Linked DNA regions of Homo sapiens: region 1 is linked to region 2. Evidence: read pairs that join two places in POLR2A ChIA-PET (ENCODE). Cell type or tissue: CD4-positive, alpha-beta T cell. All regions are shown on one strand. Each heading gives the region's core, and the rest is flanking DNA. Links, peaks and the distances in the headings are about the cores only. Region 1 holds the start of LOC100128059 (a long non-coding RNA gene). Region 2 overlaps LCP2 (lymphocyte cytosolic protein 2).

Region 1 (16,913 bases), core at 5,243-13,242, 50 kb before region 2:
AACACCAGGGAGGCTGATGATGTAACTCATAGTCAGAAGCCCAAAGCTTCAGGACCCAGGTAGCTGCTGAGGTAAGTCCTGGAGTCCAAAGGCCAGTGATCCTGGAGTTCTGATGTCCAAGGCAGTAGAAGAAAAATCTGTCCCAGCTCTCAGGGAGAGACCAATTCGCCTTCTGTATGTGTTCTCTTCAGGTCCCTGGCCTATGGGATGGTGCCCACCAACACTGAGAGCAGATCCTTCCCACCTAGTTCACTGAAACTCACATACTATTGGTCTCCTCTGGAAACACCCTGACAGACACACTTAAAATAATGCTTTACCTGGTTTCCAGGTATTCCTTAATCCAGTCAAACTGACGCTTAAAATTAAGTCTGCAAGTCCATCCCTTATCAACTTGGCACCCATATGCATCTCCTTAAACCATACTTAATTTCCAAATAAAGATAATAATAAGGTAATAGTTCTGCCTAACATGACACAACTAACATTAGGTGGCATACAACTGAAAATGCACCAACTTCGTCCCCAGAATTTGGATTTCAGGCTTTCAACATTTGGAATTTTAATCCTTTGGGATTTTGATTATGGGGATTTTTTTAGACATTAAGGAGTTTTGAATTTAGGGATTTTGAACTTTTGGAATTTCAACATTTGTGATTATGGCATTCAGAATAGTATCTTTTAGGATCATAATCAGTATTGCCTGGGTATATTGTCAGATATGTGATTTGCAGATATTTTCTCTCAATTTGTAGCTTGTATCTTTGTTCTCTTACAAGTGTATTCATACAGCAGATTTTAAAAAAAAATGTTGGTGAAGTCTAGTTTATCATTTTTTTCTTTTATGGATAGTGTGTTTAGTATCATGTCTAAGAACTTCTTGCCTAAAATAGTTTTCTTATGTTTTCTTCTAAAAGTTTTATAGTTCTACTTTTATACTTAGTTCAATGAACCAAACATTTGAACCAATTGTTCGACCACATTTTTGACCAACTACCCTTCTTCAATGATTTGCCTTTACACATTCATTAAATATCAATGGACCATATTTATGTGGATCTATTTCTAGACTCTTTACTTTGTTAACCTAATCTATGTGTCTGATTTGTCACCAACATCACATTCTCTTGATTACTATAGCTTTGTAAAAAATATTAAAATCAGGCAGTATGATTTTTTTTTCAAGTTTACCCTTTGTTTCCCCCAAAATTGTTTTGGCTACTCTAAGTCCTTTGCAAAAGCAAACCTTTAGAATCAGCTTGTCTATACAGTATGTCTCTCAATTTACTTAGGTCTTCTGGGGGATCTTTCATCAATGTTTTGTAGTTTTCAGCATATAGATCCTACACGTTTTGTTAGATTTTTCCCTAAGCATTTCATTTCTTGGAAGCTTTTTGAAATGGTATTTTTATTTTTAATACCAGTTTACAACTGTTCATGCCTAAGTTGAAACACAATTTATTTTTGTATGTTGACCTTATATGCATTGATGTTGCTATATTCATTTATTATTTCTAGGACTTTCCAAAAAATGAATTCCTTGGGATTCTCTATGTAGACCATTACATTGTCAATGAACAAGAACTCTTTTATTCTTCCTTTTAAATCTGGATGTCTCTTCTTTTTCTTACCTTATTGCACTGGTGAGGACTTCCCAGTATGATGCTGAATAGGAATGGTAAAACCAGGCATCTTTCCCTTAGTCCCAATCTCTGGTGGAAGGCATTTACTCTTTCACCATTAAGTGTGAAGGGTCAGGTATGCATTTTTTGTCTGGTTACTCTTAATCAGGGTAAGAAAGTTACCCTGTATTCCTAAGTTGGCTAAGTCTAAGGCAAGGAATTCCCTTTAACCAAGTGACATTGAAACTTCACATCCTGCTCAGATTCCACTGGTGAACACTTGGACTGACTACTTTCCTTCACTTCACTATACTTTAAATCCTTGAGGTCAGAAACTGCGTCCTGTTCAACTTTGGATCATCATCACAAAGCTCTTCCTACCCTCATATAAGACTGGACATGTCATCACTTGCTGTGTAGTCACATACTCAGGAAGAAGTGGAGGATGAATCAATTTTTATAATTAAAGCGAGTTCCGCTGCTCAGTTTTAGGTATAGTAATGTGCTCCAATCTGTCTCCAGGACACAAATGCACTAGTCATACCCTGCTCCTCAACATCTTCTAATCCCACAGGACAGAGTAGAGTTTAAGTCTGTTCTCTGCAACAGTTTTCAGAGTTCCCCTATCCATGATATGCTCAGGGGCCCCATAAAGTTTATAAGTGTCTTGAAGGGAAGACCAGTAGAGTTGGTCCTTTTTCAATAAAGCTAGGGGATGTGAGCAGCTGCATGAAAGCTGTCCTTGGCTTGCCGTGTCCAATAGCCAGAAGTCCCTATAGTGGGTTAAATGGTGTCCTCCAAAAATTCATGCCCCCGCCAGCACCTGTGAATGTATCCTTATTGGGAAATGGAGTCTTTGTAGATATAATCAAGTTAAGTTGAAGTTATATTGGATTAGGCTGGGCCCTTACTCCAATGGCTGGTGTGCCTATATGGAGAAGGTGATTTTAAGATACAGAGTCACAGAGACATGCAGGGAAGGAGGTCATTTGAAGACAGAGGAAGAGACTGGAGTCGTGCACCTGCCAGCCAAGGAATGCCTGAGATTGAAGGTAATCCCTAGAAGCTAGGAGCAGGCAAGGGAGGGTTCTTCCCTAGAGCCTGCAGAGAAAGTGTGATCCGCCATGATCAACACCTTGATTTCAGGCTTCTAGTCTCCAAAAATGTGAGAGTGGAGCAGTTGTTCTAAGCTACAACTTAAATTTGTGACAATTTATTATGGCAGCTTACAATGTGAATACAATCCCCAACATATGTAACAGTCACAGGTGTCAGGATCTGGAGTTATCTTCAGGAGAAGAGACACCCACTCCCTGTGTTATTCAGGGGGAAATTGTTAACAGATCTACTAACTCAGGCCTTTTCCCAAAAAGCTCTTTCAAAGTCTTCTCTCTTGGTGGAGGAAACTTCCAATCAAAATGACCACAGACCTTAGGGACAAGGCATTTTCCTGTCCCCTCTTGAGGGTAAGGCTGCAGAGAACTGGAAGTCTAGTGGACCACAGCCACAGGGCCCCAAGCCCCCATCTCAGTTGTGATTGTGGAGCACAGCAGGAGCAGGAAACAGAAGGTTGTGGCAGGAGCACGGAGGTTGCCACCTCTCAGAGAAGGGCAGGTTCAAGTGGGTGGAGTGCTGACAGTGCTTCAAAGCTGTCCCTGAGGCTCCAACCTGAGAGGCAGTGCTGGGCGCCAACCTCTGCTTCAACTGACAGGATTGTGACCCTTCTCGGTTGTGTTTTGGGAAACTGTTAGAGTCCTGAGTGACCGTTGTTTGAGTTCGCAGACCCAGCTGCTTCACAGCTGACCCAGAGGCTTTGGGATGGCACTGGTTCTGGAATCTACCACCTCACATGCAGAACCACAGACCTTCTTGCTTCCCCAGTAATCCCTATGCAAAGCAAGGCAGCTTTTTTCTTCAAGCCTTCAAATTACACACGTAACAAAATCTTGTTATGTGTCCTCGCTCATTTAATCAAAGCAATTGCTTTCTACTTCCTTATCCAAGGAGGGCCAGTCTTGGCCATTCCTAGGTGATGTGCAGGAAGACAGAGAGAGAGAGGGAACACAGACTCACTGGCATCTGGCAGAGCCTTTCTTGTAGGGAGCCTCCCAGGTGATAGGGCTGTGTGGACTTGGAGCCACGTTTGACTCCCCTGATGGTAACATGGGCTTTGGAGCTGAGACTTCATTTTATTCCATGCTAGACCAACGGTGTGAGGCTTCAGGCTTAAAGCTAGCCTTAGCAGGGTGCGCCTCAGCTTATGGGAGCTATTTGTGATCTGGCCCTGGCTTTCTTCCGCAACCTCAGTTTGTGATCCCACATACCCACTCCAGCCTCACGGATGCCTGAGCTTTCCTAGAAGCCTGCACTTTCTCTCTAGCTCTGGACTTCTTCACAGGCTCTGTGTTTTAGTTTGCATTATTCAGTCGCCACATTTTGAACCCTTCTCTATGCCAAGCTGCTTTGCTGAGCACTGTCTTATTCTTGATTGTTATTATTAAATATTTCAAACATAATAAAGGTGGTAAATCCCAATGTATACCTTATTCTGATTCAACAAAGGCAACATTTTGCCATTTGCTTCAGATCCCTTTTGTTTTAAGAAATAAAATTTATAGATGCATCAGAGTCTTTCCCTTCCCAATTCCATTACTCTCCTTCCCCTTCTGGAAGAAGAATGCTTGCCAAAAATTGGAAGGCAGCCCTCCTCCTATGTTTTTATACATTTACTACAAGTATACCTATTCATGCCTGCTCAAGCTCTTTCTCTTCTTTATTGTGAAAAGGTCATAGCATACGATCTACTTCTTAACAAATTTTTGACCGTACGGGACAGTGTTGTTGGCTGTAGGGACTTCGTTGTCTAGCAGATCTGTGGAACTTTTTCATCCTGTGTAACTGAAACTCTGAACCCATTGAACAGTAACTCCCCTTTCTCCCTCCCCAGCTCCTGGCAACCACCATTCTGCTTTCTGCTTGTATGAGCTTGACTACTGCAAGTACCTCCTATATATGGAATCATGCAGTATTTGTCCTGTGACTGGCTTATTTCCTTAGCATAATATCCTCAAGGTTCATCCATGTTGTCGCCCACGACTGGATTTCTTTCTTTTTTAAGGCTGAATAACCTGCACTCCCGTGTCATTATTCACAACAGCCAAGAGGTGGAAGCAACCTAAATGTCCACTGATGGATGAATAAAGAAAGCATGGTATATACATTCAATGGGATATTATTGAGCCCTTTCCTTTGTAATAGGTTATCTAATTTAGTCTATGAAGATCTTATTATTCCCATTTACAGATAAGGAGACAAAAGCATGGTTAAATTATGTAATTTCTCCAAAGAACAAATAGCTAGTAAATGGGGAAGGCTTGCAAATCCCTGCTTGGCTTAAGTAAGGCCTCCCTAACCCCCGCACGCCCCACCATTACTTCTGCAAACCCATTTACTCTGCACACACAGTAAGGTCAGGATCATCCCCTGCTCTTTTGGCTCATATGCTAACCAGTACCATTGCATCCACACCAGAGAACTAAATGGGACAGATTACCCATCTCTCTTGCTTTGGAGGACAGACACTAGGCACTTGTCCACCCTGCAGTGCCAGTTCGGAGCAGTGTCTGGCACCCGGTAGGTGGGCAATAAGGAGTTTTCCCACCTTATTGAACGCTGGAAGCAAACAGTGAACAGACAGAAAGGTGACTCTGATCTGAACCTCTCCAACTCCTGGAGGGAATGCTTCACCTGGAAACACACTCTTGCCTATGCCTTTGGGTTAACATTCACCATAACTCTTGATTTTATATATTGTGGGCTTCCCAGGACTTCCCTCTCAATAATCAGAAAAAACTCAGCTTGCCCCCATCACTTGCCCGTTAGACACTGGGCAAAGAGCCTATCTCCCTCGCCCAGGCTTGGTTTCACTCATATTTGCAGATAAAGGATGGACAACCAATAGCAAGTGAAAGCCTAAAGATGATTCATCTCAACCAAAGAGATGGTACCAAGAAGATGCGTCCTTTACATTGACACATCTGGAGCCATAATCTGCTGAGACTATCCTCAGGGTTCTTCCTACTCTGCGGGGACTCTCCCATTTCAGACCTCCATTCATCACCATCCTGGTTTTGGCCCAACTAAGATGAGCCACAGTTACTTTTGTTTATTTAGTATATTATTTTAATTCAATTTCTTTTCTCAACTTCAATAAAATCTTTTCCTCTTTCTGAGCAATAAGACACATGAAATAATAAATTAGATGAGCTTATTGTATTTTTCTAACACATAGCAATGTGTGTGTGTGTGTTATGCAAACTTACATTTGTAAAACATCTATATCCATCTGTGTTCTAACTCATATCACTTTGTGTGCCATACCTGGTGGAACTGTACTCAGGAATAAGCTGCCAGTCTTTGTTGACCTGGATTTGCCCATGTTGAATGCACAAGTCAGGAAATAAACTGGTGTGCAGGCCTCAGTGAGAAAACCAAACCAAAGAGGAGAAATCATCCCTTTTCTGAATATCAGGATTACAGACCTGGTCCAGCCCAGCCTTGACCGAGTATTCCTGGATACTTGAGTTCTCTAGGAGAGGAGTTTTTGCTCAAAAGCTCTAACCTCAAGCTTAACTTCTTTATCTGAAAACTGGGGTCAATAATTCCTAGAGATCAGACAGGTCCTTAGTTACAAACAGCAGAAACGGACTCTCCCTTAAATAACAAATGGGGCCCAGCACAGTGGCTCACGCCTGTAAACCCAGCACTTTGGGAGGCTGAGGTGGGTGAATCACTTGAGACCAGGAGTTCAAGGCCAGCCTGGCCAACATGGCAAAACTGCATCTCTACTAAAAATAAATAATAATAATAATGATAAAAAAGCCGTAAGTGGCAATGTGTGCCTGTAATCCCAACTACTTGCGAGACAGAGGCAGAAGAATTGCTTGAACCCGAGAGGTGGAGGTTGCGGTGAGCTGAAATGGCACCACTGCACTCCAGGCTGGGTGACAGAGTGAGACTCTGTCTCAAAAAAAAAAAAAAAAAAAAAAAAGGAATGTATTGAACACCTTTGAAGGCCAGGGCCTCACAGAATTGCTGGGAATGTGAACAGTCTTGGAAAGTGGAAAATGGTCAGCAGCCATGGAATCTCAGAGGGCCAGGCTGCAGAAATCACACCGCAGGTTCTCGCTGCAGGAGCCAGGTGATACACAGACAGGTGCTGGCTGCCAAGCCCCCAGCAGAGCCCACACCTTCACATGCTCAAGGCTCAGTGTCCTGGGACAGAGTGTCTGACAGACCAGATTAACTGAGGAATGGCTGGCTCTAAGGAAATGAACTCCTTTGGGGTCCACAGGTAATGCTCACTTGCCACTGTCATAACGTACTAAGAGGAAGGAGGGGGTGATGCCTGATCACCAAAAGTAGCAGCTGACCCCTAGACTGACCTTTCCAAGTTGCCTTGAGAATGAGAAATAATTTATACGAAGTGTCTGATAAAGTGCCTTTGTACAATTATTGTACCCAAATAATTAATTTCATGAACTGAGAAGATATACAGAAACCTTGAAGGAGAGGGAAAAATAGGTGCTCTAAATTAAGCATGCAATGCAATAGCAGTTATCTTCCTGGGAAGACTCCAAAGAGTCAGCATAGAACTGCATTTTAAAAGCTCCCTCTTCCAGACAAAGCTGCCAGTCATGAACACGTGGTGTCTGCCGACAAAGCCAGCCCCGTGGTCTGCTGTTGGAGCCAGCTCTTTTATTGCCAAAGGACATTTAAATGGAAAACAGCACATCTACCAGAATAAATGTGTCCTCAGGGAAGGAAGTGGAATTCTGGGCTATGCTGCCCCGACAACACCATGAACCAAAAATCTGACTTCATGGCCCCATTAGGGGCTGGTCTAGGGTGGAAAGAGAAATATAACGTCACAGCAGAAAGTTTGCAACTGAAGTTCATTTATTAAAAGACCTAAGACCATGTTCTCTTCTGGATATATAGTAGAAATGATGCTTTAGTTAATATTTTTAGTATTAATGGAATGAAATGAAATGGAATGGAATGAAACAAAATGTCATTCTTCTTCCTAGAAATCTCCAAATAGCCCATTTATGGTTACCTTCTGGCATGCCCAATACCAGTTTGCAGTTTTAGGCCCAGCCAGCTTAAGAATTACCTGAGGAGTCTGTTAATGGTGCGGACACCTGGGATCCCCAGGGTGGCCTGGAGATCTGAGCCAGGGGGACTCAGTGAAGCCCCAGGATTTGTGTTTTCCCTAAGCTCACCAGCCAGGGAACCTCTGCCCTGGTGGCTAAGCCTGGGTTTGCCTTTCCCTTGCCGTAGAGAAGGCTTGGTAGGACAAGCTCTGTGAAAATAAGCCCTGTTACACCAAATAAAATTTCACAGGGAATGTTAAGAAACACTGAATTATGAAACATAGAATATAGCAAACATTTAAGGAAATTAACTCATATGGGGATCTCTTCCCCTGGGCACAATTGTTACACTGGCTAGAAATCATTCTTAGCAGTTTAACAGGTCTCTTAAGGACCCCAACTAAACAAAAGGTTTGTTACATTGGCTCAAATTATTGTGCCTATTTAGTAACAATTCTGGCTAATGTGTCCCAAGGGCCCACTGGGTACCTGCTCTATGCTATAAGTTTTTGACACCCGATTCAATTTAAACCTCATCAGGATGGGACAGTATGATTCCATTTCACAGCTGAGAAAACTGAGGTTCAGCAAGATCTTGCCCAAGTCAAGGTCAGTATTCAAATCAAGGTCTGTGTGATCCCAGAGTCTATTAATCTCTGTGCTGTGTATAATAGGATCAGCATGGGATTTCTTCATTTATTGTTCTGTCCTACTGATATTCACACTGGCCACCCCTGGTATGAGCCAGATTTATTGAGGTTTCTCTGGGGCTTCTCTCAGGTGGGTAATGGAGCCAATTGCATGGCCTGCCATCCATCATTTCATGGAAAACAGGTTAAGAGGACACTAAGGCAGCTGTGACACGAGGAAATGTCACAAAATGACAACACATACCCTCATGGCCAACTGGCAGAAGCCAAAATGAAAACTGTGTGGAGAACAGTGGAGTGGGATGTAGCAAAATTACAGAAGTTCCTATCCTTGAGCTAGCAAACTGACATCTGGCAATTTATCCTAAAGAAGTAATCATGGCTGTGTGCAGTGGGTCAGCTAAAAGAATGCTCATTTCTGGGTTATAATAATGAAATTTCGAACCAATCTAAACCATAGGGAATTACTGAAATAAATTCTAGTACCTGCATACCATGGAGCACTCTGCAGCCGTTTCAAAGCTGCTTTGAGATGACATTCAGCCACATGGAAAGCTATTCATAATATGTTGCATATATGAAAACGGATTTAAAAAACCACAAAGAGGTATTAAATGAAACAAGCAGGAAGCCTCCGCACTTTGAATTCCTCCATAACAAATTACACCCTAACTTAGTATATAAACAAACTGAAACTTAGGAGAATACTTTTGGTAACAAATAGCTGGTTTCAGCCAATCACAAACAGCTGAGTTTCAGCCAATCACGGACAACCAATTCATCGCACCAGGCCCAAATAAGACAGATGTCTAGCTGTAGCCAATCAGGTGATTTATCTGCTTTGTTTCCATGTTCAGCCTATAAAAGCTCAGTGCTCATGCTCCTGGGCTCCCGGAACCTCTTCTGGTTCTGAGTGCTGTGGATTCGTGAATCATTCTTTGCTCAAATAAACTCTGTTAAATTTAATTTGGAAATTTAAAGTTTTCCTTTAACAGAGGTTATAAAGAATTCTATGAAGATGGTACTCTCATTTTGACAGTGAGAAAGATTTTTTTACTTGAAGAAAGGAAATACCAACATTTTAAGTGTCTAATGTTCATTATTCCTTTTCTTGCCTGTATTTTATTTATGTTTCCATGATGACTCTGTTTTACTTTTACAGGTAGAAAAAAATCCATAACTTTGTTCAAAGTAAGAAATGTTGGTCACAGACAACTTGAAGGGATTTGGATGGTGCATCTATATGAAACCATCTTCCCCCCACCCACTTCTTCTGGCTGTCTCACAGACCTCAGCCTTCTGCTGCAGTTCAGAGCTCCAGACAGTGCTAGTGATTCACTACATCCTAAACAGGGCTGTCTTAGAGTCTTCCTGGAAATGCAGAAATCCCCAGGCCATGCATGCCCCAAAGTGATGATGTCACAGGGAGTCTGGTTTCCCTGCTTGTCACTGAGCAATCCTAGGGTGCTCTCAACACATGCGCTTCTGATTCTCCAACCCTTGCTGCACCTACAGATCCCCAAGAGGAAGTTGAAGAGTCACCCAATCTGGAAGGATTCTCACGCCCTAGAGAGTCAGAAAAGGAAATGAACATGTGTTCTGCTTTCCCAGGGTCCATGGCAGGAGGGCTGCAGCGGCCTCATTTATTCATTTGTGCCAGGCACCCTGTTAATCATGGAGATACCACGCTGACCTGCCTTCAAGGAGACCATATTCTAGTAGGAGAGCTGAGCAGCGAGATGGCCATGTGTAGATGGTGCTATATGAAAGGTAAGCACAGCACACCCTGGAAGCACTTAGGAGGGACACTTCACCCATATTTGGAGGTTCTGAGAAGTTTTCCAAAGGACATAATGCTCAGCATTGATAGAAAAGAGAAGTAGGGAGTGGTCGTTGGCACAATCTCATAGAAGGAACAGGATAATGCTGGAAGATGCCTTTTCGCAATCTTCCATTCGTGGCTCACGAATAAGGGTGATTCTGCAGTCACTTACCAGATCAATAGGGTCTGAGGGCCCTGAGTCCTATTGTGGGGCCCCAGAACCCTGGTCAGTTGACCAGATAGAATCTGAGAAGAGCCAGATTCTATCTGGAATCCAGGAGCCCAGGGGAGGGAGGGTAAGCAAACTCAAAGCCAGGCGTCAGGTCTGACCAAGCCTCCAATCTGAAGGTGGCTGGGCAGAGAGGGAGAATCTGGGTGTGAGACTGTGGGTAGGGGTGGAGAGGGTGCAGCGGGAGGAAGAACCAGCTGCAGAGGGACAGCGGAGGGAGAGACAGAGGTGTGGCTTGGCAAAGTCCCCAGGAGAAGCCAGAGGTAGTTGCTGCTACTGCTGTCTGTCAGGGCTGGAATTGTTCTTTCATCCTCCTCAGCCTTTGGTGTCAGCAGGAGTAAACCACAAGCAGGCACAGAGGGAAAGAAGGGACAAGGATTGAAGAGTGGCATGACATTAAGCATAAGAGAGGAGATGGTATACATGACTTAATAAAGGAGGGCTGGAGATGAATGAAGATGCCCCTAAGTGGCATGGGGATTTCTGCATTTCCAGGAAGACTCTGAGCCACTCAGAGATTCAAGAGATCTGCACCACTCAGGGATTTTCTCCAAGGTCAGCTGCGTACCTCCCCACTTCCTGACACTCTGCCTCAATCCAAGGCTCTTTCCTAACCTGGATCCCGCCTCCCTCCCAGGGGAGTGTTTCCTTACGGTTGTATTTGGCACCCATCAGCATGCAGCAACCGATTGTCACTCAATTCCCAACCAGTCAATGAAGAAGTCCCTACACTGGGCTCACTCTGGGCTTGTTTCAATGGGACCACAGCAGTTGTCCCATCCAACATTACTTGATTTGTGCATTTATTTCCCATTCATTGCTTTTTCTCCCACTGCTTGAATAGAGTTAGTTATTTGTGGGAAGGACCCTGTCTGCCTCATTCATCACCATAATCCAATGCTTAGAACAGGTGCTGGTACATAGTATGTCTCAATTTAAAAATTACTGAATGAATGAATGAATGATTGTGTATAGGGGAAAAGAAAACAAGCTTCAGAATCAGATGCAGACAATCCTAGGATTGAGCCCAACTCCACCCCTGGGGTAACCTGTAAGCCCAGCATCCTGATATGTCAAATGGGATATGCAGGACTGTGGGTTTGCAAAGTGCCTCATATCAAATAAGTATTCTAAAAGGTAGTTATTTTATTTTATAATGATTATAAAGAATGAGGGGAATTGTGCTGTCATACCAGAGGCAGGATGGAGTGAGAGCCCACCCTGCTGACTGGGCAGAAGCACACAATCTTTATTGGTCAGGAAGGGGAGGAGAGAAGGAGCAGGACGAAATGGCTGGCTCTAAGGACCGCCAACCCATCACACAGAGGAAAGGGAAGCCTGAGCTCCCAGGTTGCTCTACTCTAGAGGGCAGATTTAGTGAGGTTTCTCAGAGCATTCCCTACGCAAGTACCAGAGCAGACAGCATGCCCCCTATCATTGCTCAGTAGCACCTATGTTTGGTGGGGAGGAGGCTTATCTTGGCTTAGCTCCCTCCCCCCACTGCCCTCGTTACCCCCAGGCATATGTCAGTGTCTTTGCATCTTACTATGCAGATCACCCTGATGTAGAAGCCAGGTGGGGCATCTTGGCTTCCTGCTCCTTTTCTTTCATATGACACCGAAAAGTCTCTGGATATTGCAGTTGGGCCAGACCTGCAGAAAAAGAGAACATTCAGTTAAACAGAAGAACATATTCTGGAGAAAATGGGGAAGAGAGTGAAGACACAGCTGGTTCAAGGGAAAAATGCCAACTGAGCACAGAGAGAAAAATGCCTGCTGAGAGCTCCACAAATAAAGAAAAAACTTACATAAAGTGGTGAGAAGCACAGGAGAGGACAGGGCCGGGGCTGAGAGGCTGAAGTTCCAGGACCGGTTCTGCATTTGCTGCTGTGTGACATGGGGCCAGTGACTTCCCATCTCTGGGCTTCAGTTTTCTCAATTATCATCTATTCTCCTGCTTTCTCTATAACATTCATTTATTGATTCCTTGATTCAAGAATATTTCTTAAGCACCCAGTTTGTGCCAGGTACAGCTGTCAGTGCTAGTGATTCAGCAATGAACAAAGTGGACAAAAAGCACATCCTTATGTGAGCCCTCATGCATGCAGCAAACACAATCAGTGAAATATGGTGCAGATTCATTTGTAATAAGGAGAAAACAGAAAGCACAGAAGGGGTCAGGCAGTCTAATCTGGAAGGGTGACCTCTGAGTCAAGACATAAGGAGGTGAGGGAGTGAGCCAGGAGGACATCTGGGCAAAGCCTGCTCCAGGCAGAGGGGACAGCCAGTGTGAGAGCTGCCCTGAATGCAAAGCCTACCCACTGCCCCTTCTTTTGGTGTCTCCACTGGCCTGCTGGCTGCAGCAGCCTTCTATCAGACCTCCCAGCCTCCATCTCCTCCCCTGGGGTCTTCTAGCCCCACATGGCCAGCCAGGGTGACTCTAAAATATAAGTCAGACCCCAACACGTCCCTGCTCAAAACCCACCAGGTGCTCCCACCACATTCAATGCAGTGCAAGTCCTCACCATGGTCCTCTAGCATCTCTCCAAGCCCATCTGCCTCCTCTCTCCCTCACTTGCTCCTTTCCAGCTACACTGGCCTCTGCTGTACCTGGGACATGCCAAGCAAGACCCAGCCTTGGGGTCTTTGCTCACGGCCTCTGCCTGGATGTTCTTCCCCCAGTTATCCACAGGTCTGGCTTCCTGACTTTATTCAGAGGCCACCCTCTCAAGAAGACACCCTTGACTGTTTCGTCTAAGCAAGACCCTGTCACATCCAACCACTCGCCTCGCTTTATTTTCCCTTACAGCATTTATCATGACCTCCCATCATTTTATATATTTATAATAGTAGATATGATCAATGGATCAGATGTTTATTATGTGATGGACACTGTTCTAAACATCCTAGAATTAATTCATCTTCTCCCAAACTCCTTGAGATTGGTATTGCCATTGACCACATTTTATATATCAATAACCCAAGATAGAGAGAGGTTAAGAAATTTGCTCAAGGTCTCCCATCTGGTGAGTGTCAGATCAGGATTCAAACCCTGGAGCTTCCATTATGAGCCACAACACTCTAGACCAGGGCTGCCCAGTAGAACTTTGCAATGATGAAAATGTTCTGTGTCTGCACTGCCCGAAGTGACTGCCACTGGATATGTGTAAGTGTTGAGCATTTGAAATATGTGTGACCAAGGAACTGAATTTTGAATTTTATTGCATTTCCATGACTTTAGATTTAAATAGCCAGGCTAGTGGCTACCAAATTGTACATAGAGCCCTCGCACCTCTTATTTGCTCCTTTGTTAATTTCTGTCTGCCACATAAGGATGAAACTTGCCTATGCATTAGTTTCCTCATTTTACAGTAAGGGAAACACCCCTGGTACAAAGTAAATACTCAATGCTCATTAATCACCATCATCATCACCATTATTATAACATTATCATTATTAGTCTCCATGAGATCGATGACTTTATGTTTGTTCACTCCTGAATCCCATTACATTCTTTAGCACATAGCAGGTGTTCAATAAATATATTATGAATGAATGAATAAGTAAATTGAGTTAAATGTGGCACTTGGATAAGGATAAACTCTCACAAACTCAAACTCTCTCTCAAGGGCTAGGCGGGAACTGTAGCTAAGTGAAGCGGGGTGATACAAGATCATGGGGAGGACTGAGGGTAAGCTGAACAGAAGAGAAGATGTCCCAGCTAAATGCTTTCAAAGTGATTTTGGGGGAGTGGGAACAGCGAGGAGCACTGCGGACCAAATGGAAAGCCCCTAGCTAGAAGACACCCAGGGGCTGCCACTTTGGAACTAAGTCCCTTTAAAGGCCTTTGTCCCTCCACAATGACAAGTATCTGGTTCCATTCACCAGAGATTCAACTCTAGGCATGCCACAGTCTTAATTAGCACCCTGTGTGTGTAAAGCAATCCAGGCGCCAAGGCCCAGAACACCGGTGACATAGGCAGTGCTCAATGAAGGCATACTTGTTCCTGTCGTCACTCAGTGCAGAGCTTCCTGGGGAAACTGAACGATGCTTCCAAAATTACATGTGCCAAAAAGAAAAAAATAATAATAATAATAATAAGGAAAAAGGAAGAGAAAAGAAAAAGAAATGCAGCTGGCTTGTGAAACAGGAGCATCCGTCTGGGAAGCAGGCCATGGAGTTGACAGCAATGGCAGGTAAAGGGCCCGGGACCATGTACGCCCATGTCTGGAAGGAAGTTATGCTTGGACAGGGTTTAGCTCAACAGGCAGCACCTACAGCTGGCCTTCTTGAGCTTACCCTGGGGCATTCCTTTGTTTCTTGAATAGAACAGCAGGCAAAACAGCCCACACTACTTAAGCTCCTGTTTCGTTCTCCCTCCAGCCACGTGCAGTTGTGTTTACGTAAGTTTCACGTGCTTATGACGTGAACTCTGCGTTGGCAGGAACTTACCACTATTACTTCACCTCCATTTGCCTTCCCTCAATGGCTGGAGAGCCGTGTGTGTGCTGTTCTAGGACTCGGCCTGTCCAGTATGAGTCACAGCTGTGTGATCTTGGCCCTCCCTGACACTGACTAGGTCATAGAGTCCAGGGTGCTGATTTTCAAGTCCTTCCACCTTAAAAATAGTACCTGTCATTCAGTGATTCTCAGTCACAAGAGGCTCTCAGCAGCTCTACAGCCAACAAACGTGGTTGGTTTGTCCTTTTTTTTTTTGTTGTTAGGTGATGTATTCATTTTCTATTGCTGCTGTAACAAATTACCACACATTTAGTGACTTTAAAACAACACTAATTTATTACCTTATAGTTCCAGAGGTCGAAAATCTGCAACAATTCTCACTGGGCTAAAGTCAAAAGCCGTGTTGCTTTCTGAAGTTTCCAGGAAAGAATCCCTTTCCTCGCTTTCCCCGGTTCTAGAGGCCGCTCACGTACCTTGGCTTGTGGCTCCATGCCTTCATCTTTAACATCAGCAATGTTGCATCTCTGTGCCTGGCTTCCATAGTCATATCTTCCTCTGGTGCTTCCTTCTCCCACCTCCCCTCTTCCACTTTTAAGGGCCCTTGTGATTACACTGCACCCACCCAGATATTCTAGGCTTGTCTCCCTATTTTAAGGCCAGCTGATTAGCAACCTCGAATCCATCCGCAACCTTAATTCCCCTTTTCCATGTAACTTAACGTATTCAGATTCGAAAATGAAGATGTGGACATCTCTGGGGGGTCAATATTCTGCCTACCACAGTTGCCACATTTTTCTTTTTGATTTTTTTTAAAACATAATATCTAGCTTTCTACCTTTTCTTAAACAAAGATCTGGCAACACAGGACCCAAATTCTTGCCTAATGTGCCCCATTACAGTATGGCAGCAATGATCTTGGATTGAGCTGCTCCCTGTTTGCCCCAGGCCCCACCTGCCTTACTGCACCCTCATACAATGCCCAGAGTAGGTTGCATTAGGCGGTCAGTTATCCCATCAGACGTGCTTCATTCATTTGCATTTCCCCCTGGCCTTATCAGCCTTTGAGCTTGCAGCACCTCCTTGTAACTATTAGGAAAAGCCAACTCTACACTTTTGCTATCTGTTTACATCAGAAATATCACAGAGTACTGCATGCCACTGGTGCACACCCACATGTGATACAGGAGAGGGGAGCTCAAGGTTATCTCCAACCCAGGGACGCACAGCAGTGGAGAACCAACTGTTACTCAGGGCTGGTCCCTGGGGAGGGATGAATGAGTCAGACGTGTTCATAGTAGTGAAAACTGCCAGCAACGACACCATCTATAGTGTGCCAGGGGCTGTGATCCATGCTTCTAATTCTCTTTCACTGAATCCTCACAACCACTCAATGAGATCCATGCTATTGTTTAGCTTTTCCCATACCCCCATGGCAACTGTGGGACAGAGAAGTAAGTTGCACAAGGTCTCACAGCAGGAGTGTAACAGAGTTGGGATTCAAACATGTTATTCTGACTCCAGAGTCTGCGTCTTGATTCCTGTAGGTTCTGTCTCTAGAAAGAAAAAAATATCTGCAGTTTGAAACTTTTGAGGGGTTGGACTTGGGAAGAAAAGCTAGACCAGGGAGGATCATTCTGCCAAATCTCCAGAATGGACTTGAGTCCCTCGGAGAATCCAGGTTCACACAGGAAGCCCCCAGAACAGGAACAAAGGCCCTCCTTAAGGGGACACTGCAGTTTTGTGAAATTCTGGCCTTCAGTTGTTTAGGACAGACTACCTAAATCACAAGCCTGGCCGTCAGGGAGCACAAGAGATGGCCTGAAACGCTATAGTAGATAGCAAAGAACAATGGCAGGGCTGAGGGGGATGAAACAGGGCAAGTCTGTTTGTAAGAATCTGGCACTTCTGCTGGCTAGTCACACATTTAATTTAGAGCTATGAGCCTATGCAGTCACCTTGGTTTAAAGATAAAGT
Region 2 (14,764 bases), core at 6,057-14,056:
GTGGCTATAGAGCTTGGCAGCTCCGTTATGTGCCCAGCTCTTTGCAAGGGCATACTGGGAAATGAGTGGAGATAAAGGACCCAATCATAAGCATTTTACAGTATGGATACCCCATTTTAAAAAGGTAAACTGAGGCACAATGCAATTTTTTTTTTTTTTTAAGGAGTTTATTTGAGCAAACAGTGATTCATGAATCAGGCAGCACCAAACCAGAAGGAGGCTTTGCTGAAGAAGGATGAGGGACAAGCATTTATAAAGTGAATGTAGATGTAATACAAAGAAAATATTTGAACCGGGTGCGGTGGCTTACACTTGTAATCCCAACACTTTGGGAGGCCAAGGCGGGCAGATCACAAGATCAAGAGATCGAGACCATCCTGGTCAACATGGTGAAACCCCATCTCTACTAAAAAATACAAAAATTAGCTGGGCGTGGTGGTGCGTGCCTGTAGTCCCAGCTACTTGGGCGGCTGAGGCAGGAGAATTGCTTGAACCCGGGAGGTGGAGGTTGCAGTAAGCCGAGATTGCACCATTGCACTACTCCAGCCTGGTGACAGAGAGAGACTCCATCTCAAAAAAAAAAAAAAAAAAAAAAAAAAAAAAAGAAAATATTTGATGGGTTACAGTTATAACCGATCTCATTTAGTCTATCTTGCTGGAAAGCTCCTAGTTATATAATTATGAGTTGGCTGGCTACTTCTGATTGGTTGGGCTTAAGTTCTGTTTTTCTTTAATACAGGCATTTACAAGAAATAGCCCAAGTTAACTTTTGCTTATGCTGCAAATCAAGTAAGGTTTAGGTCACTGATGAGGCCCAACTGGTTTTGTCTGCTCAGGGATTCTTCAGGCCTGGTCTCCATTTTAATTTACTTTAACACACATATGGCAGAATATAATTAGCAACAACATCATGCATACAAATTTAGGAGCCAAATGATTGGGAGAAAATAATTGTTCTAGAAGCAGAGAGGAAAATTCTGTCATTTGAGAAAGGTTGATGGGGTAAAGAGCTGGTGTAAAGTCAGGAATGATGGGCCTAGGGTAGACAGGGTGAGGAAAGGGTCAGCAGCCTGGAGGGAGGCCACGTGCCTGCGGACCTCCATGCTGAGGCTCTTGATCTGAAGCAGCATTCCTCTGGGGCTCTGCCCACCTGCTCCTAAAGTTATAAGAACCCTGACAGGGCAGGACAAAGTCTTTTTTTGGAGTTGGGAAGGCACCCAATGCTCACTTTGCCCCTCTGTTGTTGATGTTTTTAATATTCCTCAAGTCAAAAACAAACACAGGACTCTCTCAACAGAACAACGTAAAGACAGTCTGCCTGAGGCCACCCAAAGCTGTCAGGATTTCTAGGACACTGGAACATTTCTTTCCTCAAAAAGTGGCCACTTCCCATTGCTTTTTCCCACACTGCCCTTGAGTGTTGAGGTCTGGGCTCATTGACTCACCCCCTGGACTTTGGCATGACCATGATGAGCGCTCATCACTGCTGCTGATGGTGCCGCCTTTGCTTGGGAGGTCATTCTGATGCTCATTCACCTTCATGGACTGCTTCAAAGGCAAGCATCCAGCACCTCGGGCTTACTTTCCCTGAGATCCAAGAAGAAGCAAAAATAAAATACAATAAAAAATCTAAAATTTAGAGATTCTTTCCAAGAGAACAGCTTCAAACTCAGTGTCAGATTTCATGAATAATGGATGTGTTGATACACTCAACTTTCAGCAAAAAGAACAGCACAGCCTCTGACGGTCCCCTCCTCGACACAACTTAATCTGCCTTCCACTTAACAGGCTTTGTTTATCTGTTTTTCCCCTTAGCCGGGCCTTCAACGCTGCACCAGGTTATAATGAGAGGACATTTTTTGAGCACAGGCACCCTTGAACAGAAATGGCAATTAACTAGTATCATCACAAATGCTCCAGGCCTTTAGTCTTTCTCATGGTGATGCCTGGAGCAAAAAATGTGTTTACTCAAGACAGAGCCTATTCCGGTACCTTCTATTCCAGCATCCTTCCCCTTTCTTCTCTCTCTGTTGTGCAGAAAGGTGTTGTGTAAAAAGGTGGTCCGAAGACCTTCACCAAGGTCTCAAGTCCATGACTTGCTGCCCCTGTGGTACAGTGCTCCCTGACCTCAGATTCCTCATCTGTAAAATGGGAGTAACCATCTTCAGGCTGCCTGGTCCCGGGTTATACTGTTGTGAGGCTTGGCAGGGAGAGAGTAGGCACAGGCACATCGAGGGCCACAGAGCCTCTACAAACTGCACTGTCCCTATCACTGTGTGGGCAGGAAGAAGACGATTATGAAAGTCCCAATGATGACCAGGATGGGGAGGATGATGGAGACTATGAGTCCCCCAATGAGGAGGAAGAGGCACCCGTGGAAGATGACGCGGATTATGAGCCGCCACCCTCCAATGACGAGGAAGCTCTGCAGAACTCCATCCTGCCTGCCAAGCCTTTCCCCAACTCCAACTCCATGTACATCGGTAAGGGCCCGTTTCCGGATTTTCTGGCCCGAGCAGCCCAAAGGCAAGCTCGCCACTGCTGCATGGAAGGCTGATGCCCCAGCTTGCCCATGTAGCAGAAAGCTCTGGGTCTCGATATCTGCTCGGCTTCTTAACAGCTATGTGGCTTTGTACAAGTAACTCTGTCTCTCTGGGCCTCAATTTCCTCATCTGTGAAATAGGATAATAAATGTACAGACCACATAGGTTTCCTGTGAGGACTACTAAGACTGCAACCAATTCTTGCCTATGGTGGCTGATATCAGCATTGAACTACCACCTAAGGCTATTTGGCAGTTTCAACTCATTCTGCAGTTTACTCAGGTACTCCAAGAGTACTTTCCTGTTCCTCCCCATCTTTTGACCAAATTATAGTTACATGGCATTATTATGCTAGAATAAACATGAAGATATTGAGTAGGGTTTGACTATAACTTTAAAAAATATTAGATGGTGTTTACGATTTTTATTGTCTATCTGTCCTTTTAGCCCACTTCTCTCTCCATTCATTCAACAAACATTGTTGATCTGCTGGGAGCCCAGGCCCCATTCTCAGTGCTTAGAAATGATCAGGAAAGAAGAAATAGCCCCTGCCTCCTGGGGCTTACATTCTAGTAGTGGTGTTGACAGAAAATAAACAAATATATTCTTAAATAATATACTTTCAGAGAGTACGCTGAAAATTGAAGGTCAGTACCACAAAAAACGAATACCATTTAATCCTTTATGCGGTATAACCCATTTCCATTTTAAAGCCCTTTCACAAAATGCTGTCTCAATATCTCATGGTGGTTTTTAAACATCTGTGTAATAAGGACAACCATGATCAAGTCTGTTTCATATACAGGGAAGTGGAGGTCCGGAAAAGCAATGGATGAGTCAGTTGTTGAGTGCCTTGTGTGTGCCAGTCATTAAGATACAGAGTGAATAAGACAGCCCTCGCCAAGGGACTGACAGTCTGGCAGGTGACGCACCCTCCAACAAATGAGCCATGAGGTTACTTGGTGAAACCGTGATACAGAGGCACGAAGACAAGCACAGATGAGGCTGGAGCGTTTGCCTGAGGGTGTATCTTTAAGCTGTGATATTAAACCAAGGTTAAAGGATAAATACAAGTTGGCCAAGTGGAAATGGATGTGGTAAGGGAAGAACATTTGGAGCAGTAGAAATGGCTGTGCAAAGGCCCTGAGGCTCAAAGGAGCATGGCCTATTAGAGAAGCTGAGAGATGGCCAGTGCGGGTGGAGCAGGGTGGAATTAGATCAGGCTGGGCCTTGCTCCTACCCTTTTCCCTGTGGAAGAGCTGCACCTCCCCAAGGCTGGGACTAGAGTCGGGCAAGAGAGGCACCCAGGGCACAAAGCGTAAGGAGGCCCTACCCACTCACCCCTCTTGCTTGATGGTCTTGTCCTGGCCTTTCCCTGTCAAAGGGGTAGGAAATTGCCAGCCTGTCAACCTGGCCTAGGGACACTTCCGTGGAGATGTGGATAATGTGAGTTTCTGCCCAGATAATGTGAGTTTCTGCTCGAGGCAAATCTAGCTTCCACTTAAGAGTCTGTGGTCTGGTAACAGAAGTTGGTGATCAGCTCCTCCCTTTATGGGAAGAGATGAGCAAAATGAGGAAGTGTCAGGGAGGAGATAGCCCAGGACACTGGAGAGGGGAAGGAAGGGCAGACAGAACAAGATCCCTATGGCAGTGAGAGCTGACTTCACCCTGCACAGGCAGCTGGGTGTGCCTGTGAGATTTTTGGCATGTGTGTGTGTCTGTGTGCACTCGTGTCTCTGTGTATGCAGGTGTGTGCATATATATGCATGTGTGTGCATGCATGTGTGCACATGTGTATATCTGTGTGTCTGCATACAGAGGTATGCGTATGTTTACTTCTTACAAAATTGTCTGAAAATCCTCCCTTCCAGTTCTGGCTGAGCTGGTTACAAAGAGGCCTTTCTTGATTGGCAAAATCTCTGATAAATACCTATTCCTGTGAAATGCAAAGAAAGCTGAGCCTGTGTATAAGGAGAGTGACACAAACTAGGACAGAAAAAATGGGCAGGGAGGGGTGGGTGAGATCCAGGCTGGGTCTCCCCGTGGCTGGGGCTCATGTGGGCCTGGGGGTCAAGGATCATGCACCCCCGGTGCCCCGAGCTGCATATCTGTTCCTGGAGACCCCTGAGCTTGGCCGATACTCCCCTTTCACTTTAATAACCTTGTGTTTCCACAGACCGGCCCCCCTCTGGGAAAACCCCCCAGCAGCCTCCTGTGCCCCCCCAGAGACCGATGGCCGCCCTCCCGCCCCCACCAGCCGGCCGGAATCACTCGGTAGGCCTCCTCCCGTTCTTTTACAGTACTTGGTGTCCACTGCAGTTATTTCCTCCGCCAGAGAGAAAAATAAAACTATAAACATCTTTATCTCATTCTAATTTTGTAAGAAAAGATTATAATCTTTTCCCTCGGCTGGGGAAAGGCAAACCCAAGCATTCACACGTGTTTCTTTTTTGGGGTAAAATACTGGTGGTTTTTATTTACTTCCCACTATTTGAGAGAAGTGAAAACTGTAAAATAAACCCAAAGAGAACCGAATTAAGTCCGTGGCACCTACTGGTGTTGCCTGGGTACCGAGCCTTCCTCTCTCCTGCAAAAAGACTTGCGCCACCTTCTGGCCGACACCTGAAATTCCAAGGACAGGAGCCTTCAGACCGGAGGAGACAGAGGTAGCAAACCCCGTTTTCTCCTTCTTCGAGCATACAGCCCGGTCCTTGTGAATCTGATAAGTTCCCAGAGTGACCCTGAGAAGCTCAGACTAAGGACTTGATAGTTAGGAATGTGTTCCCTTCACAAGTTTATCTACAGATGTATATTGCTTTTGAGATTTGAAGACCTTCTTTTGAGATGCAGGATTCACTTATTTAATCAGCAAATATTGTCTGAGCAGCTACTATGTGCCAAGCAGAGTTCTAGGCGTTGGGGATAAAGTGTGAACAAGATAAATAAGGTCCCTGCTTTCATAAAACTCAACTAGGGCTAGTTATCAGACGGTAGACAGATGTCTGAAAGAGATCATTTGAGTAGTTATGTGTGGTTCGGGGGACGGAAGACCAGGTAACATGACGGTATGGGGGGGGGAGGTGACAAGGACCTGGGACAGAATGAGCCAGTTGTGGGAAGAGCCGGGAGAAGAACGTTCTAGGCAGAAGGAAACAAGTGTAGGGATGCCAAAGAGGGCATAACCTTGAGATTTTCCAGGAACTGCAAGAAGATTCTATGGTAGGGACCCCATGAGTACTGAGAAGGGATCACAGGAAAGAGTTGAGAGGGCAGACATGGGCCAGCTCAGGCAGGGCCTCGCAGGACATTAACGAGTTTCAATTTTGTTTCTAATGTGATAGGAGGCTTAGCAGGAAAGTGACATGCTCACTCTGCTGCCTGCAGAAAAGAGCTTGCGTGGCAGAGTCTAGAACAGGGAGCTCAGATAGGAGGCTACTGCGGTAGTTCAGTGAAGAAATGGACATGGATGTTTGTAGGCAGAACATGAAGATGAGGAAAAGTGAGCAGATCCAGACAGGTTTTGGGAGTGCCGGCTCTTGCTGATGTATTGGAAGTGCTTCCTAACGTTTGGATCTTTATGCAGCCACTGCCCCCACCCCAGACCAACCACGAAGAACCCAGCAGAAGCAGAAACCACAAAACGGCAAAGCGTGAGTACAAGGGCTGCTCTCTCTTGCCCTGTTCCCACCAGGCACTCCCCTAGCCCCGCCCAACCCCCAGCCGACTGCTTTCTTCTTTTAATTGATGTCAGCCTTTTCCCCTTCCAGTCCCTGCTCCTTCAATAGACAGAAGCACGAAACCTCCCCTAGATCGTTCATTAGCTCCGTTTGATAGAGAACCCTTCACACTAGGTGGGTATGATTCACATTTAATGCATAGTAATAATGATAAGCTGTTATAAAGTGCTTCCTGCATACGTTTCACATGTACCATCTCATTTAACTATGGCCACAATACTAGGAAGTGGAGACTAGTAGAATCATCCTCATTTTACAGATAAGGAAACGGAGACACAAAGAGGTACCTTCCCAAGATCACACAGCTACCAAGTGTTGGGAGTAGCGACCAAAGCCCATATCAGCCTCATTAGAAAGCTCCTGCTTGCAGCTTCTGGGGGCTGTGCTGCTTCTCTATGTGATGTGGATGATCTGTGTATACAAATCCCATTGTCCTTCAGCCAAGAGGCTTTAGGGTACAGAGAGAGGACCTGAATTGAGACAAAAGGGTTGGGGGAGCTGTTGTCTGCTGCCTTGCCTGCTACTTAATAGCTCACAGACCACAGGGATGTTAGTTTTTCAGAGCTCAGTCTCCTAATCTGTAAGGTGGATGTTCTGTACATAGAAAATGCTTTATAAATCCCTAAGGTGCTATTCAAATGTCAGGGATGTTTTTGTTTTAGGTATGCAATTGACCAAACATTGGGTATACCACAGTGCTTTTTCTTCACAATTTACGCAGAATATTCTTGGATTGCAGTTACCTTCACGTGCAGCTATTTTCAATTCAATTCTTAGCTACCATTTATTGAGCAACTGCTATGGGGCAAGTGCTCTACCTACCACAAATACACCTACAGTATCTCTAATCCTCACAGCAACTCAACAAAGGAGGTGCATTTTTAACCTCACTTCTCAGATGATAAAATTAAGGGTCAAAGAAGTTGAATAATTTGCCTAAATTTGCCTAAATTCGAACACTTGTCTTTCTGACTTCTAAGTGGGGGCTCTTTTCCACCATATCAGGCTGCAGTTGAGGACCCTGGGTTTTAACTTGCTGTGAACTACATGAGTCTGAGGAAGGAACTCTGCAACTGAACGGAAAGGAGCCCAGAATCCCAGCTGCCCCCACCCCTTTCTTGGCTATGCTCTGAGCAAGGCATTTAGCTTTCTGTGGCCTCAATCCCTTTTTGTCTGTCAACAAAATGACTTTCAGTTCTTGGATATGAGGCTGCTGCTCGCTGCTCTTTCCCCGAACTACATCACAGCTCTGCTGTGTCATGCAAAGCTGTGCTGGCTGGTTTGGCTTGGAATTGTCTGCTGTAGAGAGCTGTATAATTACATGGAAATGAAGATAGATTTGACTTCAGATTCCAACCCTGCTCACTACCACGAGCCGAGACATCAGAAAAGTGGAACACTGACATCAAATCCTTCGCAATCACCTCCTGACACAAAAGTTATTCTTTTAAAATATTCTTTTTTTCTATATTTAAAAGCATTTTTAAATGACACACTTTTCTGACAATTTCTGTTTTACCCTTGAATTAGTCCGTTTTCTGTGATGTTTTGGAAGGATTACTGTCTTCTTAAAATGTTTACACCCCACCTGAGACTTTTAACATGCTCAGAGAATATGCAAAAATTGGCAAATTTTGCTGGGCATGGTGGCTCATGCCTGTAATCCCAGCACTTTGGGAGGCTGAGGCGGGCAGATCACAACGTCAGGAGATGGAGACCATCCTGGCTAACACGGTGAAACCCCGTCTCTATTAAAAATACAAAAAATTAACCAGGCATGGTGGTGGGCACCTGCAGTCCCAGCTACTCAAGAGGCTGAGGCAGGAGAATGGCGTGAACCTGGGAGGCAGAGCTTGCAGTGAGCTGAGATCATGCCACTGCACTCCAGCCTGGGCGACAGAGCGAGACTCTGTCTCAAAAAAAAAAAAAAAAAAAAAAAAAAAGGCAAATTTTGAAATACTTATTCAGGCCAAAGAATATAAATTTAAGTTTCCTGGGTGCCCCTCTAAAGTAGAGGTTCCACCCCAAACCAAACTTTTATAAGCATCTTTTATACCGTCAAAACTCTCCCCATTACCAGCAAGCTCCTTTTTATTTTTATTTTTTTATTTTTAGTTTTTTTTGAGTCAGGGTCTCACTCTGTCACCTAGGCTGGAGTGCAGTGACAGCATCATAGCTCGTTACGGCCTCAAACTCCTCGGGTCAAGCAATCCTTCTTCTCCAGCCTCCCAAGGGGCTGAGGTTACAGGTGCATGTCCCCATGCCTGGCTAATTTTTAAATATACTGTAGAGACTGGGATTTCCCTGTGTTCACCAGGCTGATCTTGAACTCCTGGCCTCAAGTGATTCTCCTGTCTTGGCCTCCCAGCAGGCATGAGCCACCACACTCAGTGTCAGTAAGCTCTTCACAGTGAGGCAATATTCTTATCATGGGCCTGGCATGTACTTGGTCCTTAAAGAATAAATCACGTTGTGAAAATACAACTCCAGGGAGATAATATCACCATTCGCCATAGGGCACTAACTGTGCCTGGGTGTGGAAGGAAGGGAAAGAAAGGCGAGTTAACTAACAATTGTCAGCCCACATGGACCATATCAAAGTCAAAATAAAAACGTAGAAGAAAATCTCTAAATTTGTTTTATTTAGGAAGAAAGAATTGCAATTTGGGGCAATTGGTCTTCAGGGTCTTCAGTATGTCTGAAGAACAAAAAGAAGATTGGAGGTTTTATAAAAAGGAGAAGTGTTACAATATCGCTCCTTGAGAAAGTTCATCGGTTCTGGGGGCTGGCAAGTTTTGATTGGTGAGCAATGGCAGAGGGCAAAATTAATCTTCGAGTTGCAGCAGATTATTTCAGCAACTACTAGATGAAACTGGTTTCAGGTTACAACAGCCAACCTCACATAGAATCACATTTCTGGAGCAATGTTATGTGTCCTGAGTGCTTTTCCCTCTGGCTTCTCGACTCTGTTTTCCTTGGAGGTGATAAAATTCCCAATTTGTATGACCAACTTTCACAATCAAGTGCCTGATCCTGCATGCAAATTGTCACCCAATTCTTATGGCAAACCTATAGAGTTTTAGTCTATAATCTTCATTTTGAGATGATAACATTGGGATTCAAAAACCTTAAATAACTTGTTCTTGGTCATGTGGGATTTGCTTCTAGACCTGGTTGAATTTTGTTAGTAATATTTTCATCACATTGAAGACAAAGGGCATATTTATTCTAGGGGACTTTAGATAGAATACAAATTAAATTACTTTGAATAACTTTGTGATGCACAATTATCAAGTACACCTGGCATTTCTTCAGGGAGCCTGAATATCATCCGTTCTAGAAGAAAAGCAAAACAAACAATACTAACTAAAAACAAGCAGACAAAAAAGATTTGCAGCATACCAGGAGAGTCTCCTGAAATGCTCTCCCCAAGTGAAAAGTTTCTTCAGAAACTAAGTGGAGTGCTTCATTTAATATCAAGTGTTTCACAGAATTGGATAAAAGTTACCCTCTCCGTGGCAAGTGGATTTATTTCAGATATAAAAATAAAACTTAGGCTGCAGAAGAAATACTTTGGCCAATTAAAGAGGCATAAAATCCCAAGGAAACATTAATCCTTTTGATCATCAGTTATATAAAAGAAAATGTGATTTTATTTAAAAAAAGCACAGAATCCACAACACTACTTGTATGTACACAAAGCTGTGTGACCTTCAAATTAAATGGTCAAGCCATTTAATTTCTCTGAGCTTATAAAATTTGGTGGTCTCTAACGGACCCTTCCTAGTCTGAAGTTTCTGATTCTTTAATGCTTAAACCCCATCAACCCCCAAGAGGGTTCAGACTCATAGTTTCATCAAACTGTGTTTTTAAACCTCATGCTTATGAAGTTCTGAACTCATGGCCCATCTGCTCTCTGTCATTTACAGGAAAGAAACCACCATTTTCTGACAAGGTAAGCTGTGAACTTGTTTTTTGGTTGTGTTTGTTTGTTTCACATCTTGTCCTTATTCTTTGAAAAGTGCTTGGACACTCATACATTTTTCCTCCTGTCTTGCAGCCCTCGATTCCAGCGGGAAGGTAAGACTGTTGCATCTACATGAGGGTACATGGGACGTTCTGTAGAACTCTGCCTCGGCAAAGTTTGTTTCTTACACATCCTTTTCCTGAACTCCACAGGTCACTCGGGGAGCATTTACCCAAGATTCAAAAGCCTCCTTTACCACCGACCACGGAAAGACATGAAAGGAGCAGCCCCCTGCCAGGGAAGAAGCCACCTGTGCCAAAGTAATTGTCTGGTGTTGCTTGAGCTTGTCACTCACAGTGGCCGGCAGACAGGCTGCCCTGTGCTGACTCTGCAGTGGGAACCGAGGCTCCTCGGTGCTCCCGGGCAGGGTGGGCCTTTTCTTGCTGTGGCTTGAGGGATGTTCAGGCTTCACAGGTTGGCTATGAAGGATCAGGGTCTCTTTGAAGGAAATGGACTCTACTGAGAAATGAGTAGAGTGACATCTAATCAAGAGTAAGGGGTGACTGCTGTTTTTAGAGATTCCAGTCAAATATTTCATTGAGTTTTCCAACCTCGTTATAGCAAAGCCTTCACAGTGCATAGGAACTGTACTCACCATTTTATTTTTCAATACAGGTAGCAGACAGGAAATGGTTGGGGGAGGTTTTTCAGGTCACCGCAAGTGTCTTCCTTACTGCTCAACCACATTTGATAATTGCAGAATACTGAGCTCTGCCTTAGTATTTTTAACTTTGCTGTGAAGTAGTTTTCAGCCTATTTACCAAATGGCGCGCATGTACCTGGGGTTAAGGCCAACCTTGCTACTTGCAAAGAATACAACCAAAGCTTCCATCTCATTTGTGAATCAGGGGTCATAACTATCACCCTTGCTTGGCTGTTGTGAGGATTAAATTAGGACCAGGGCTAAAGTGTGCCAAAAAACCTCCTCAGTAATGGAGTTTGATAACATTTTAGAGTAATGTTTTTAAAAAATCAAAATAAATGCAGCAAACTCATAAGGAACAAAATTCCAAAATTTTAAATAAACACAGAATGAGATGATGATGTGTGAAGCGTCTGACACACAGGAGGTGTTCAACAAATTGTCCAGCTCTTCCCCTTCTCCCCAGAGAGGACATTATACGGCCCAGGCAGTGCAGATGCCTGTCGCAGCCCTAAGGCAGCTGTCCCCAAGTCTGTTTGACTAGCTCATTCATCTGGGCAAAGTGTACCAAGCCCCCTTTGGAATAGTCCCAAAGCAGCAACATTTTCTAATTGTCTTCTCTTTACACCAAGGTGGGCCCTGAGAGGGCTGTTTTAAAGCAAGAGCAAGGGAGAATATTACCTAAAATGTTTTCATTTCTTGGGAAAAACAACAGCTCAGTAAAATTTAATAGCTACTAAAGAGTTAGTTTGCTGACTAAACCACATGTGTGTGTGTGTGTGTGTGTATATACATATAGTGTGTGTGTACATATACATATAGAGTGTGTATATATATATATATACACACACACACACACACATAATTATTTGCTGCATTAGTTATGCAGAACAAAGGTTTGCCTAGCTCAGCTTGCAATGATGGCAGAACATGGAGTAACCAGATCTCCCTTCCACCCCCTCTCCCCTGCTCTGTGGGGGTCTGTTGCTTCCCATCTTCCCTAGGCTCAGTGGGTTCGATTTCTCATTATTCAATGAAGCAAAACTGTATTCTAAGGCTGGCTCTTTGAAACTCTTCATGCTCAGTTCTTTTTATTTGCCCTAATTCATTTCAGGCATGGATGGGGACCAGACAGAAGAGAGAATGTAAGTACAAAATGTCAGTTTGTAAGTGCTTGATACAGGGAAAAGAAGCATAGGCTCTTAGGAGGTTGGGACTCCATCCACCTTGGCCTTGGCCCAGAACCTGGAGCAGGTCCTGCACCCAGGGGTCTCGTCTCTTAAGGGCTGGTGCCTCTGTCTTTGGGCCTTGGTCATTGTCTGGAGCCCATCATGCTGTGTTGTTTAGCTCATGTCCCTCTAAGAGCTCCCAGAGTGGCTGGCTTAATTGCAGCTCCATTACCAGGGGCCGGTAATTACAGGGCACAAGGAGAAAAAGAGGATAAAGTAAGGGAAGGCCAGAAGTTTGGACCATGCCTAAATTTCCAAGGCTACTGTTTTCCTTTTCAATACTTCCACAACCTGAAAAAGAGGGGAAATAGCATTTCTTGAATGCTTACCATATGCACATTGCCATGCCAGTTAAATATGACCAGTTGTCCCTGTTTGCGAGGGATGCTGTCAGTTTTAGCACTGAAAAGTCCCCTGTCCCAAGAACTATCTCCATCCTAGGAAAACCAGGATAGTTGAGTATTTCTCGCTTTACATATGAGTATAATGAACCCATAAGGAAACATCTTTTCTCTTTTACGGAGAGGAAATTGAGGCTCAGAAGGAATAAGATACTCTTTGCAAATTGCATGCTTATAAAGAGCCAGGATCTGAACCCAGATCTGCTGAGTTTCTCTACACCATAAGCCCTCTGAAGGCCATCAGACCCCTGCTGTCATTCAAGGGCTCAGCCCAAAAGCGCCTGCTATTTTTGCAGCTCTGTGCTAGATGCTGTGCTTGTTCCGATGAAGTGCTGAGATCTTATGGAGGCAGGCACACTCACAACCCCTCATGCCAGACAGCATGCAATCACGGGATGCTCTGTGGGGCTGAGGGAAGAAAGTGTGCCATGTGGCTCAAGGAGCCAGCAGTGACTTCCTAGAGGAGGTGAGATTTATGCTGGTCATTCAATGATAGGGAGGACACAGAATAGAGTCATTCTTAAAGAAAGCCCATGGGGATTCCCCTCAGGAGTGTCCTGAGCAGGTGGATACCAGTGCCCACGGAGGCTGCAGGGACAGTGAGAACAGTGGCTTGGCTGCAGAGATAGGAACAAGGCAGAGGTAAGGCTGGACAGTGAGGATAACATCACATTCCAGGTTCCCTGTCTCTGGAAGGATTGACACTTGTGCTCATGAGAATCTGGGAGTTGTGTTTTCTGGAACCAGAGGGAATATACTTGCAAAAGTATTGAAAAGTGATTTTGTTGTGTGGGGTTTATGAGCCCATGTGTGTTTATTTATGCAGCTCTTTGCTGGGACTCCCAGTTGGCCAACTGGGATGAATGATTTTGACTGTGGCCTTTTTCGCCTTCTCTCAGTGTGTGATAGGATTGATGATGGCAAACTTTTATTAAAGAGCACTTAACATAAGCCAGACACAAGTAGTAGCTAATTTAATCCTTCTAACAACACTTTGAGAAAGATGCTGTTTCATCATTACAGATCTGGCCTAACCAAACAAGTTCAAGCTGGCCCTTTTGGTCTACTAGTTGGTGGCAACATCATTTTTTCTCTTTGAACCTCATTTCTTATCTGAGTGGAAGAGAAAATAGCCCCTCCCTTGTCTAATTTCCCAAGGTTGCTCTGAAGATAAAAATGGTGAGGGTTGTAGATGAACCTTGTAAGCCACCGTATAAATATGGTCTTATTGATCTTAAGAAGAGTGGCCATTGCAAAAGAGAGCCAAAAAGAAGACTGAGCTTTGGTCAGACATATTTGGGGTTGAATCCATCTCTGCAACTCCTGGCAAGCTAAGGAAGCTTCCTCAGCATCATGCTTTTGTAAAATGAGGATGTTAAATTTTTGGGGGGTCACTAGGGGAACTGAATGAAATCTTGTGTATGAATCTTTTGGACACATTGTAGATATTGTCAATATTATTACATCTTTGGGCCCTTTTAGGCACCTCAGAATCTATTTCATGCTGAGTATATGAGGAGAGTCTCATACTGGAATGCCCTTAGATGACTGTTTGTATTAAGAAATTGTAAAACACTTAGCAACTTCTATTATTCTCCACAGTATATTTATTATGAAGATGTATAACTGCCAGAGAAAGAAACAGATACCTATTTGATTTATTTGATTGAGAAATGCAGTTTTTATTTTAAGAATTGTATTTTGATGATAGCTTAATATCTTTTTTTTTCTTCCCCTTCCCAGGATGAAGATGATGGTATGTTCGGAAACACATTCTTACAGCCTATAACTCATTCTTTCATTTTCCTGCTCAGGCATTCAAGTGGAATTGTTTAGTACAGGAACCCCATAGAATCAATTATAAGTCTTAAATTAGTATTAAGTAGACTTATGTCAATTGGCATACTGCATAACTATCGTAAAATGGATTACTTGGTTAGATTACCGAAGAAGACTAAATTCATGTGTAACAGTGCAGATTATTTAATTGTATCACAAAATGTAAAATTGCATGCATGGTTTGATGGAAACATTTCTCACATTTATGTCTTCTAACACACGTGGGTAAAGAATCAGTAACTGCCAATGAATGAGATAGCATAAAATTTTGACTTTCATAAAACAAAACTTGTAAATCATTTCTGAAATTTATAAGGTTTCCAGCTGACAATTTTCTGCCAAGTT

Evidence for each region. Peaks named below come from ENCODE experiments on the same cell type or tissue, not always from the same donor. Only the 100,000 strongest peaks of a DNase experiment are listed, where the experiment ranks them.
Region 1: POLR2A ChIA-PET joins it to region 2 with 14 read pairs; 11 of 35 experiments call an interaction of 5 or more read pairs at or near these places.

The regions. Positions count from the first base shown.
Region 1 is chr5:170,305,823-170,322,735 of GRCh38, reverse strand. LOC100128059 (a long non-coding RNA gene) reads left to right here and starts at 10,020. Exons shown (of 2, transcript NR_147701.1): 1 at 10,020-10,197; 2 at 12,032-14,035. RefSeq lists an enhancer at 10,051-10,100. In CD4-positive, alpha-beta T cell, for the core only: no CTCF peak of the experiment used is centred there; DNase peaks (open chromatin) are centred at 9,215 and 9,835; H3K4me3 peaks cover 525 bases; H3K27ac peaks cover 2,107 bases.
Region 2 is chr5:170,258,438-170,273,201 of GRCh38, reverse strand. It overlaps LCP2 (lymphocyte cytosolic protein 2), which reads left to right. Exons shown (of 21, transcript NM_005565.5): 7 at 2,285-2,483; 8 at 4,720-4,817; 9 at 6,127-6,193; 10 at 6,311-6,394; 11 at 10,210-10,235; 12 at 10,341-10,360; 13 at 10,460-10,567; 14 at 12,065-12,095; 15 at 14,324-14,336. Among named protein-coding and RNA genes, the nearest start is that of LCP2, 32 kb to the left of the region's middle. In CD4-positive, alpha-beta T cell, for the core only: no CTCF peak of the experiment used is centred there; DNase peaks (open chromatin) are centred at 6,231 and 10,971; H3K4me3 peaks cover 589 bases; H3K27ac peaks cover 2,822 bases.